3 separate regions of the Homo sapiens genome follow, and all the other regions are linked to region 2. Evidence: chromatin contacts called from ENCODE Hi-C data. All regions are on one chromosome and are shown on one strand. Each heading gives the region's core, a stretch centred on a gene start or an enhancer-like site at or near the end of the contact. The rest is flanking DNA. Distances are from core to core; before and after follow the strand shown. Region 1 holds the start of FGF14-IT1 (FGF14 intronic transcript 1). Region 2 has its middle 330 kb from the start of DAOA. Region 3 has its middle 56 kb from the start of ERCC5.

Region 1 (3,646 bases), core at 734-3,233, 2.7 Mb after region 2:
GGTAACAAGGACAACAACCAATGTTTTCACTCCTTTGCACATTTTGGCATCATACCTCACTCAAATTGACTCATACGCCTTCTATAAATACCACGTAGATGTCTCAAAATGGAAGCATTTATTCAAAATAGTGTCTTTTGCCTTAAGGGGAAACAGTTGGGCTGTTTGAACAGTCTAACAGGAGCTCTTCTCTTCAGTGTTAAACAAGTCATTGCACTGTGCCTATTTTTAATAAAACCTTTGAGCCCAACTCAGTATTACCTCCAGGAGGGACTGTGGAGGTAATACTATTTACCTCCTGTAAATAGGGACAGGGAAACACCTATTTACACATCTGCCTGCTCACTGCCATAGTCTGTGTGGTGTTCCTTAGGACTTGTGTACCAGGTACAAGGTTTAGTTATGTGTTGAACCCGGGTACTGAAGGGCATGGAGTTTTCTGAGGGAGACTTCTCAGCTCCCCGTATACCTCTAGAGATGCAATAGCTCTTTTGTATCAAGACCAACTATGTCCTGATGTTTTCCCTGTGTAGTTCTCTAGCTGCCACTATTTTTTTTACTTTGGTCAGAATGTAAAAGGTAGGATGATGAAGAGAAGGGAACAAAAGGAGGGATTCTTAGGGACTTCCTAAACTTGAAGGCAAAAAGGATGAATGTCGCAGACATGTTTTATAGGGAACAGTGAAGTTCTTGTTTGATTAGTCTGGTAACATCATGTAAGAAAGTCACCCAACAACTGCTGGGCACCACTGCCTTTGTCACTGTCTCTTGACAAAAACTCTGTTCACGACACATGGTAGGTTTTCAATACACTTTAATAAAATAGTGAAAAATAGGTATCTCTAGGATAGTGAACTATGGGACTACAAAGGGCAGGACGATACATTTTACTTGGTTAAATTCGCTTAATGCTTACTCCTTTCTCAAAGCGCCAACCAAGAATTTGGCTACTAAATAAAGAAAAAAGCTGTTAGTGGCTCTTTATCCGCCACGATAGGGTGCTCTGAAACCCGGTCCTGCAGACATTCCCTTGGCCCACATTTTATAGCTTCCTTCTCAGTCTCAAGGCCTGTAGTCTACTGTTCACACTCGAGCCTCTCGCAAAATACACAAGCTCAAAAGCTCATGGCGTTCTCCCCATCTGGCATTCTCGGCCTTAGAATAGCAAACGTTAGGGCACCATTAGGTTCATAGTTGCCAGACCCTTCATTTTCTTTTTTAATCTTTAATTTTCTTCTTAACAAGGAAGACATTCCGCAAAAAATAAACTCCCTCTTTTGAGCTCCTTTCTCTGAAGATGGTAACTGGAACTCTCATTAGTAAAGAACCTCGAGTTCCAGTTGCTTTGGACGGAGTTTCTCGCTTAGTATTTTGCTCTTTGGCAGTTTGAAAAGCAGTAATCTTCCAACTTCGCAGCTCCCTGCACTCGCGCCTACCACCCTGATCTATTTGGCTTTCTCCTTTTTGGAGCCACTTTAAAAGGTGCAGGGTGCTGGGCCGCTGTGGCCTCGGGCTGAGAGGCGGGGAGTTGGTGTCCGGGACCAGAAAGTTTGGCAGAAGCCACGGCTCTGGGCCCAGGCCCCGGGCTTCCAGAGAAGTGTGTCATTATTTGTTTTCTGCAAAGCCGCGAGCGGGCCCACGCTGCAGCTCTGCCTCCAGGCGTGGAACCCCTCGGTAATCCGGGTGAAGCTGGGTTCCGAGTGTGGACTGCTTCGGCTCTGAGGAGGAGGGAGCCCAACGGGCCAGGCACGGGCTTCCTCCTGGCTTTACCCATTGGCCCAGAGTCCCCGGTCCCGCCGCCGCTGCCCTCTGCTCACGGGGACCGGCCATCACCGCGCTCCCAGCCTCGGCTCGCCGGGGGCTTCGCTACGCAATGCGGCGGAAGCGGCCCGTTGGAGCCGCCGTAGCGCGGGAAGTTTCCGTTGCCACGGAGATGACCTCTGACCCTAGGGCGTCTCTGGGACCCGGCAGCTTGTGCTGTTGTTGCTATGGAAACCATGGCGGCCGGAAGCCGCCGCGCGGGAGAGACTTGGGGCGCGGGTCGGGGCTAGGGCTCCTGCCCTGGCAGAGATCTTCGCTCTTCCGTGGTGGCCGGGGACCGGGCAGTGAGCGGCCGGCTCTGCCGCCCGCGGGGCGCGGGTTTGCAAGGTCACTCCTCCGGCGTTGACGCGGGGGCACCCCATGTGCACTGCTGGACCTGAGGGATGGGAAAGCCACAGGTGGCTGCCTTGGCCCTCCCGGTCTGGCCTCCCGCTAGCGGGCGCCAGCTCTGGACCCGAGACCCATCTGAAGGAAAGGGAAGGGAGCTGGCGTTGCTGGTGATTCTGCCCAAGCTCAGGACTGGGAGAGAACGAGCCAAGTTCTGGTCTCAGCTTACACACTAGCTACTGGGAGACCCTGGGCGGGTCCTGAAGTTTTCTGGGCTTCAGTCCCCTCGGCTACTACAAGAAGGATATTGATTAGAGTAATCCCAGATCAGCCCCAGCTCTAATATTCTAGGTTCCCATAACGTTCACACCCAGTCCTGATTGTAAGTAAACTTCCCTCACCCCTTCCCTGTATCTCTCCCGGACTATGTTAACTATATATTTAAATTGTACTCTAAATTCAGAGACCATCAGAGATAAGAGGTTGACCTTAGCGATCACAAACAACCTGTTCCTTTTACAGGTGTGGCAACTCCTTCCCAGTGGAGGAAGCGACTGTTCCAAGAGCCAGTTTTGGAATTGTAGGCACAAACACAGGTAGAAGCTTTGAGCCTTGGGTGAAGAAACGCGTATTTTACTGGTGACACTAGGAAGAGCTCCTCATGCGCTTCATAGAATTGTGTGGTTGGTGCTGAAATAGATGGCATTCCATTTATCCATTATATTCCCCAGATACCTTTTCCTTAGACAGTTTTAAGATTTTCGGGGTAGGGGAGGGTATCTTCACTAGTTTATTTTTCCTTCTCTCATATCCATGCTATTGGGAAAAATCTTTCTTAAATCTTTTTTATAAACCTCATTTGTAAATTAAGAAGTTGAAAAAGATTATTTTCAGAGTTTATTACAACTCTGAAATTTATGAATTATTTCTTTTAGGTCCACGTGCTTTTTATCACTTTTTCAGTAACTACAATCTCAAAAAAACAAAAAACAAAACTTAGTAAACACTTAAAAAGTGCTGCTGTGTTTGAACTGTTGATGCTGGAGATACAGGGGTGAAGAAGAGTTCTTCCTTCAAGGAATTAGCAGGAAAGACAAAAGACAGGATCAATTATGATGTGGTGAACAATTCTGTGTAGGTGGACCAAGGTGCTATAGGGCCAAGGAAGAGGGGCATGGAAAGGTTTCTGGAGGGAATAAAACTCAGACTGAGTCATGAAGAATGACTAAGAGTTAGCCACGTGGTAAAGGCACTGGTTAGGCTGTCAAGGAAGAGAAAGAAGCATACTTTAAGCTTTGGGGGCGTCAAAGATTGTGGTGCAGACCGAGAATATCAAGTACAACTGAGAAATAGAGGGTGTTTCTAGGGAGTGGCAGGTAGTGAGTGGGGTTGCAAGGTAGTGAGGCACAGATCGTGAGCTCTCTTCTGTGTCATGATCATATCTACCCTTTAGACAACCATTATGACTACAGCGTGGAAAACAGCTCTGGGTTGGGCA
Region 2 (3,482 bases), core at 625-3,124:
AGTCTCTGTGTGAGAATACCAGACATTGGAAGAGAGTCACTTACTGATCAGGGAGTCCTGAGCAGATCTTACCAAGGAGAGATATAAACTTCTATAGTGTAAGCTTTTGAGCTTACACTATACAATTTTGGGATTGGGAGTTAGTTATCTGTTAAAACAGTTAACAGCTTCTTTAATACATAAAGTATCTAATGCTTTTGCCGTACCCTGCTTAAAAGTTTGTAATATCAATCGGTACTGTGAATAAATTACTTACCATTCTGCATTGCAATGGATATCATGACTTGAATAGCAATAGATACATGTATTGAGATCTGTGTGAAGGGTCAAATACAAGGAAGGATTTTGTAGTACTGGACTAGAAAATATTTTATCCTAAGTGGAAACAGAACATATGGGCATGTAAGCAGCTTGAGCATGTACTTCAATTCCCTGGTAAGAAATCTCCTCTTGAAAATTTGAGTCAGATAGTCTGAAGTGTTCTGCTGGAATGAAATCAATATATGAAATTTAAAATGTTGGAGTAATCTGCACTTAGGTAACCATGCAGTGCAGTGACTTCATGGGTGCCTTCAGATTAGAACAATATAAAATTTGAGGAGCAAAAGTGCAAACATTTGAGAAATGCTCATAGTTAAGTGGTGATTGCTGAGGAGATTTAAAAGAAAGAAATACAAAATTAATCATAGAAGAAAGAAGATAATATAGTGCCAAAAAACCCACAAGAGAAATAGTTTAAGAAGTGAATAATACATTAAATAAGACAGAGAAATCAGCAATACAAGACAACTGAATTTAAAACTTAACAGATTATTTGTGACCTGACCACTGAGTAAAAATACTCAGTAAAGTGGTTGGAATGGAAACAGTATTGTTTCTCAAGGGTACAATAAAAGACAATGACTTGGAGAGGTGACTGCAAAACAGAGTGACAAGATTCTAAGTAGAGCCATAAGACTCACTGTGAAAACAAATGTCCTGCTCTATTTGGTTCTAAAATTCATTATCTGCAAAAGTTCTACAATGCTGAGGGGCCATATTTTGTTTGTATGTTTCAACTCATACTTTACCTCTGCTGCCTCACAATAGCCTGCAAAAATAGCCACTGCCCCACAATACCTTGGAAGTAGGAACTGCGCCTCACGCAGGCCGCCTACAGGACAGGGAAGCAGCTGGAGACCCATGAGATGGCTGAACCAAACAGAATCCAGACCGGGCTTGCTTTGGAAATGTGGGGCAAGAAATACCAATTAAATAAGGCAGTGAGTGGTGGGAACTAAACTAAAATGCCATCTGGTAGGTCATGGATGGAGAGAACCACGGGGCTATCGATAAGCCAAAGCTGCAAGCTGTCAGTGACTCTGTGAAGAAACCGAAAGTCAATGCGTGCAGCGAGAAGAGGGTGATTGAGGAAGTGCTGCAGCATGGCTATGGGCGATAGAAAGACTGCAGCTCTTGACTCAAGCACGGAGGGAGGAGGTGGTTTTGAAACAGCCTCGGATGCTGACAGATTGCCTTCTGTAGCTCTAAGTCCTTAAAATAACCCAACTCGGTGGCTGTGTGTGGTTTTGTTTGTTTTGTTTGACCCAAATAGCTTGGAAGACTCAGACATCTTCTGTAGTCTCGGTTCTAGCAGTGCCAGAGCTAGATGAACCTGGTAGTTTAAATTTTCAAAGGGTTGGTAAACGATGTATGGTAAGCAGGAAAGAAAGGATAATGAGCACAGTAAGAGGAACTAGGGGAAAGGTACTTTGGTGAGGCTGAAACTGCTTCAGTTCCCGCTCTGCCTCTCTCTCTCATGAATCACTATGACCTGAATAGGGAGAAAACGAACGCACATGTTGGAAATCAGGTTGAGCGGATTTCACGTCATTTCCACATAGCACCCTATCCAGTGAGAGGAAATTATCTGCCTCTTTGTGAAAGTGACAGGGATGTGCAGGCACAGTGCAATTCCTTGGGGAAGTGAGGGCAGTGTCTGCATATAGTTATCAAGCAAGAAATTGTTGAGTGTTGCGATTGCAAAGAAAAGAACAGAATTGAGAACACCCGAGTCTTTATCGATCAAGCCCCAGAATAGCAATCATGACAGGGCAGGTTATGAGTTTAGCCAGCTGTGTGAGGTAACAAGGCCTCCTACAGCTCTTCTTTTGGGAGCTTCAGTTGAGTGATAAGTCATCCTCTCTCTAGAGTAAGGCAGTAGCAGGAAACAGCTGTATGCCAATTGTAAATTCTCCCACATTTCAGTGGAGATGTAGTCCAGGTCTTACTTGCCCCTGTGGATTATCTAAGGCAACTAAAATCAATTGATGAAATTTCCTTCCCACTGGGTTAATTTTCTGGAGCTGAAAACAGCCTTCTGAAAACCAGGAATCGATTCTGTGAAGCTCTTATAAATAGGAGAGTTAATAATTTGGTAAAAGTTTCCTCTTCTTATAAAAGATATTTTCTCCTCTCTCTCTGTTTTTTTTTTTTGAGACAGAGTCTTGCTGTGTCACCCAGACTGGAGTGCAGTGGTGCGATCTCGGCTCACTGCCAGCTCTGCCTCCCGGGTTCACGCCATTCTCCTGCCTCAGCCTCCCGAGTAGCTGGGACCACAGGCGCCCGCCACCACGCCCGGCTAAGTTTTTGTATTTTTAGTAGAGACAGGGTTTCACCGTGTTAGCCAGGATGGTCTCTGTCTCCTGACCTCGTGATCCGCCCTCCTCGGCTTCCCAAAGTGCTGGGATTACAGGCATGAGCCACTGCGCCTGGCCCATAAAGGATATTTTCTCTACCTCTAAGAAACTCCATGCCTAAAACATATGAAACATCAAAAAACATCCTGGATGATATCAGAGAGAAAGAGCATCAGCAAGTGTTTGCTGGCATTAGCAGGTACTATGCTAATATATAGGCCATGGTATATGTAAAGCAAAAATAAAAGAAAGAAAAAAAGAAAGCTGATTACACAAGACCAGTATGTCCTGATGATTGCAGTTGTGTTAGGAAATCTTTTAGTTAATTCTAACATCCTTTGTTTTCTTATCTTTAGCATTTGTACTTCTGTTTTGGTGGTCATTGCAGAATTACTTTGGTATTCACTAATCACTATTAATTCATATGCAAGTAGCCATTTAAATATGTTTCCCTTTGGAATGAATATTAGCTACTATGGTTAATAAATAAAAGTAATTTTGGGGAGTTCTCTGGGACTAGGAAATTATGTAGCCTTTTACATAATTAATCTTTAAGTTCCATTGGTTGCAAGTAATGATGATCGTCTTTTGACAATTTATTGTATAGGTGTAACAAGAATTTTAGTTTTGGGAAATTCTACCCCACAAGAGATTCTTTTGAATATTCTTTCTGTAGAGTTCCAAGTAATGAAAAGAAAAACTACTGTTTATTGAACATCCATTCCATAATCTGTCTTTAAATATAGTTGTCTTTCAATGCAAATAATAAGTTTTTCTTATACATGTTTTTCAGATAATATGTAA
Region 3 (3,902 bases), core at 180-2,679, 2.2 Mb after region 2:
AGCAAAACCTCTCTTCCCACCCCAGTGTCCTCTCTGCTTGCTCCCTGTCTTCATTCCCTTACACTGGCATCCTCTTCCCTCTCCTCCCTCGTCACCCCTTCCGCCTCACCACACACCAACGAACACCTGTACGGCGTTCAAAGAACTAGAAACCAGCCCCCATTTCTCCTCTACTTGGAGAATGTATTTTATAACGTGTGCATAGTGCGCAGGCAAGGGGCGGAATTTAAACAATGTCTAATTAAAGAAGACAACACCACACGTTTATCACATTACATTGTTGTGTATTTACCCCTTGCCGCTTTTGATGCATTTGCATATCATCTTTTATAATTCAATTCACTTGCTTAAATCATTTCTTTTATTTTCACTTATTTATCCAGAAGGAAAAGTTCATTTTGCAGATCACTGGGGCCTCCCAGTGGCGATCATCTGTAATTTCATACTCGAATTTTATTCTGGGATCTCTAGGGTAATGGTATCTAAATCCTTAGAATTTCACCTGCTTGGTAGGAGCATGAAATAGAAGCAAAGCAAGCATTTCGTCTAAGAGAGATTGCATCAGCATCCCAGCTGAAATTTCTTCAGATGTTGGCTTTGACTTCTTGCATTTATCAAACTCCGTATTCAGTCATCTGCTTCGTAGAGACGACAATCGGCAGACTTCAGGCTCTGCTGGTCAGCTCAAAATTCAACCAGGAACGAGGACAATAAAGAGACGATCAGAGAAAAACATCTTGTGATTCTTTTCCTCAATAACCTTGGAGTCTCTCCCTCGGGTTTCCATTTCTACCATCCTGCTTTTGAAGTTGTGCCTGTGCCGGGTAGCCATTTCCCACAAGAAGTTTTAAACACAACGTTTTCCCTCCTCTCCATTCTGGAACATTCAGTGGCTGCCTTGCCTCTGCTCTCCTGTGGCAGTCAGCACCGTCCTCTGCACCTCGTGCTCACAGGACAGACTCTGACATCGTGGCAGCTCTCCGAGCCACCCCCCACCACCACCCCTCACCTACCACCCTGCTCCTGCATCAGCTTACATCCTGTCACCTGTCGGAGTCCTCCAGCCAGGGCTTGCAGCTTACTCTGCAATATCGCCCTCCAGGGACAGAGGTGCCTGGCCAACCTCAGGCTAACAGGCACCAAAGGCCATTTCCACTTAGACAAGCACTTTGCTGCCAAAGATATCGGTGTCCTTCCATTCTCCCACTAGGTCCCTACGGCCTGGTCTTTGGCATTGGAAGGCTGTGCTGCCTGAGTCCATGCGGGCCCTCCCGTTGAAAGATTGCTGAAAGGTGGTTTCCAAGAACTGGTGTTCTCACATCACCCCATGGCTTAACTCTGCTGATTCAGGGAGAGTTCCCGCCTAGTAACAGACCTATAAACATCAGCACCGTTCACAGAATATGGCCACAAACAGATCAGATGAGGTTTTAAAGTTCATCCCCACCCCCTTGGCCTTCTCTGCTGAAAAGTCACCAGAGGGCAGCCCGCATTTCATTCATTTCATTCTTCCTGAGCCGTTGCCCAAGCAAAAGAACAGCATTTGCTTCCACCTCAGCATCTCCTTTATATAATACGGTCTTTCGCTTCCCACATTAGTGTTTTAAGATCAACATACACCTTTAAATTAATCGCTCTAATACGTGCTCAATATTCCTTGCAAAGAAAAACTTAGTGAAGTCTTTGCTGGGTATGTATGTGGATTCATAAAATTCTACTCTTGGAGACATATTATGAACAGGAGTACATTTCTGCAGGCTCATCTCAAGAGTAGCCCACTTAAGCTAATTTGTGCTCAGGTGGCAAACGAAGACAAGGTTTACGAAACTGGATAGCTCCAAATTAGCTAGAATAAAATTAAAATTCGAGATTTCCTTGCAGGGCTCAGAGTGGAAAACTTACACAAGGCCATACTCTGTAAACAGCACAAGCTTTGGTGCCGTAGAGACAGAGGTTCCCATCCCAACAACTGCCACCCATGTGTAACCTGGGAGGAGGCTTATTTCTGTGGAGCCACATCTTCATATATAAATTGGGTTAATGCCGCTAGGGTTGTCAGGATGATTCAGTGAGATGCTATACTGGAAATCTCTAAAAACAGTCCTGAAAGCAGTGACTATTCCACTAATAATGGTTATTACTTCAGCAAAGGTTCGTAGAAGCTACAGTCTTTCCAGCGAGTCATCAGAACAAGTCACTCCTATTTGCCCCCAAAGCTTAGCACACACACTTCCTTCTGCCTAGGACATGTCCCGTCTCTCCTCTCTGCCCTCACCTCCATCTCCTTCACCCAGCTAAACCTTCCCTCAGAAGCCCTCACTGTGCCCTGGTTGTGGGTTAAGCTCCCCCTGCCAGGACACCTAGCACTGATTGGTTTTCATGTATTCCCCCTACCAGGCCATCCCCAGTTCTGCCTCTGCCCATCTGCACTGGGCTCATGGCCTCCGTGAGGACTGGCTCTGTCTGTCTATTCACTATTGTGTCTGCAGCCCCTGCTTGGCACATTGTGGGTTTTCAGTAAATACTGAATAAATAAATGAATGAATGACAACCATTAGAGGCTTCCAAAAGAAGAAAAACTAAAATTCAAGGAAAGTAAAAGGTAGTTGCATTACTTATTCTTTATTCAACTATTTATTATGCATTAATTAATAGTTGCATTCTTATAATTCCCTTTAAGCCTCCTTGAATTATTTCTTAAAAAAATATGAAATCTGTTTCCAAGAGTTCTAGTACTTTGTTCCCCTGACCCCTTGAATGTTGCACAAAATGTTTCCTTAATTTCTTTCCAATACGTGATTACAAAATGTGTTTATTATGTTTTACATCTTCTAATTCTTAAATTGACTATCTATTAATCACAGAGATACTAAGGAATAAGGAAATCCTTGGTAGAAAAGTGTTAATAATTTACCAGTTGCCAACTGTACTTTTACCTCTGCATGCCAGGTAGGTAGAAGCATTACTCATGTTTTTTAATCTAAGAATTTCTTACATTTTTATGGCCTGTCCTTTGGGCTTATTTATGATGGTTTGTGACAAAGAGACAACCTTTGCCATTATGATTTATACTCTACTAACAAATAAAACACAGAAGTAGATAAGAAGCCCAAATTAAATCATGGCACTAGATAAGAACACCCAAATTAAATCATGACACTAAAAATAAAAAAAAAAAAAATCCAGTGGAGGTAATTTAAAATTAAAACAAAGAGTATAGGCATTACAGACTATGGACAATGAGAATATAGAAACTTTCAAAACCTAAACTACAAAATCTAGCATTTGCCAAATAAGTCACTTTAAAAATTTTATACTTATATTTGTAGCTTCATGAAATAATGCCCGGCTATTAAAATATTTTTAATGGCATATTTTAATCTTATTCTGTTTGTGCTTTTGTTTGAAACACCAAGCAATATTTTCTGGTTTGATAAAGTGTTCGTGGTTGGCAGAAGATATTCAATATTTTTCTATGTTTTTTCCATTAATACCATTTATCACAAAACTGACCTGGATATCTGTTATTGCTTTTAGTAATCCCTTGAAATTGCTTGATGGTAAATGCCAATTCTAAAACTTGATTGGATTTCAGGAAAAGACAATTGCCTTAGAAACAAAGAAACAAACAAAGAACAGAGAGGAAAAATCCTGCCTTTGAGCAGGATTTTTGAGAGTAAAAGCATTGCTTATGATAGAGACCAAAGGTTAGTTCAATAGAATAAGCAGTCAACAGTGTATGCCCAGCAATCTAAGTACTACACAGCCATATGCGACCTGAGTAAACACAAATGTCTAGCTCAGGAATCCTTCAAAAAGGAGTTAATATGACTGCAGAACTAATTGATGCTAACCAAGGCACCTAAGACACAACTATCCCGTTAATACTACAGTATAATTAT

The links. A loop is a pair of places that touch in the nucleus more often than their neighbours do. Pooled maps may share reads with other maps.
Region 1: a map of naive thymus-derived CD4-positive, alpha-beta T cell shows a loop between it and region 2 (20-fold over the local background). The contact joins the promoter of FGF14-IT1 here to the enhancer-like site in region 2. A Hi-C loop is called at or near these places in 1 of 168 maps with a recorded cell type or tissue (naive thymus-derived CD4-positive, alpha-beta T cell), 1 of 37 single-sample maps with no recorded cell type and 7 of 50 pooled maps.
Region 3: a map with no recorded cell type shows a loop between it and region 2 (5-fold over the local background). The contact joins two enhancer-like sites. A Hi-C loop is called at or near these places in 2 of 37 single-sample maps with no recorded cell type and 2 of 50 pooled maps.

What each region holds. Positions count from the first base shown.
Region 1 is chr13:102,392,856-102,396,501 of GRCh38, reverse strand. FGF14-IT1 (FGF14 intronic transcript 1) reads left to right here and starts at 1,983. Exons shown (of 4, transcript NR_036486.1): 1 at 1,983-2,148; 2 at 2,671-2,744. FGF14-AS2 (FGF14 antisense RNA 2) reads right to left here and starts at 1,924. Exons shown (of 1, transcript NR_036487.1): 1 at 797-1,924. It also overlaps a transcript of FGF14 not described here. RefSeq lists an enhancer at 1,848-2,077.
Region 2 is chr13:105,137,888-105,141,369 of GRCh38, reverse strand. No RefSeq gene overlaps it. Among named protein-coding and RNA genes, the nearest start is that of DAOA, 330 kb to the left of the region's middle. RefSeq lists enhancers at 1,110-1,519, 1,570-1,779. Within about 2 kb of position 1,874, at least 22 of the 41 ENCODE cell types and tissues checked have a DNase peak (open chromatin) inside an H3K27ac peak, as active enhancers do.
Region 3 is chr13:102,900,366-102,904,267 of GRCh38, reverse strand. No RefSeq gene overlaps it. Among named protein-coding and RNA genes, the nearest start is that of ERCC5, 56 kb to the right of the region's middle. Within about 2 kb of position 1,429, at least 3 of the 41 ENCODE cell types and tissues checked have a DNase peak (open chromatin) inside an H3K27ac peak, as active enhancers do.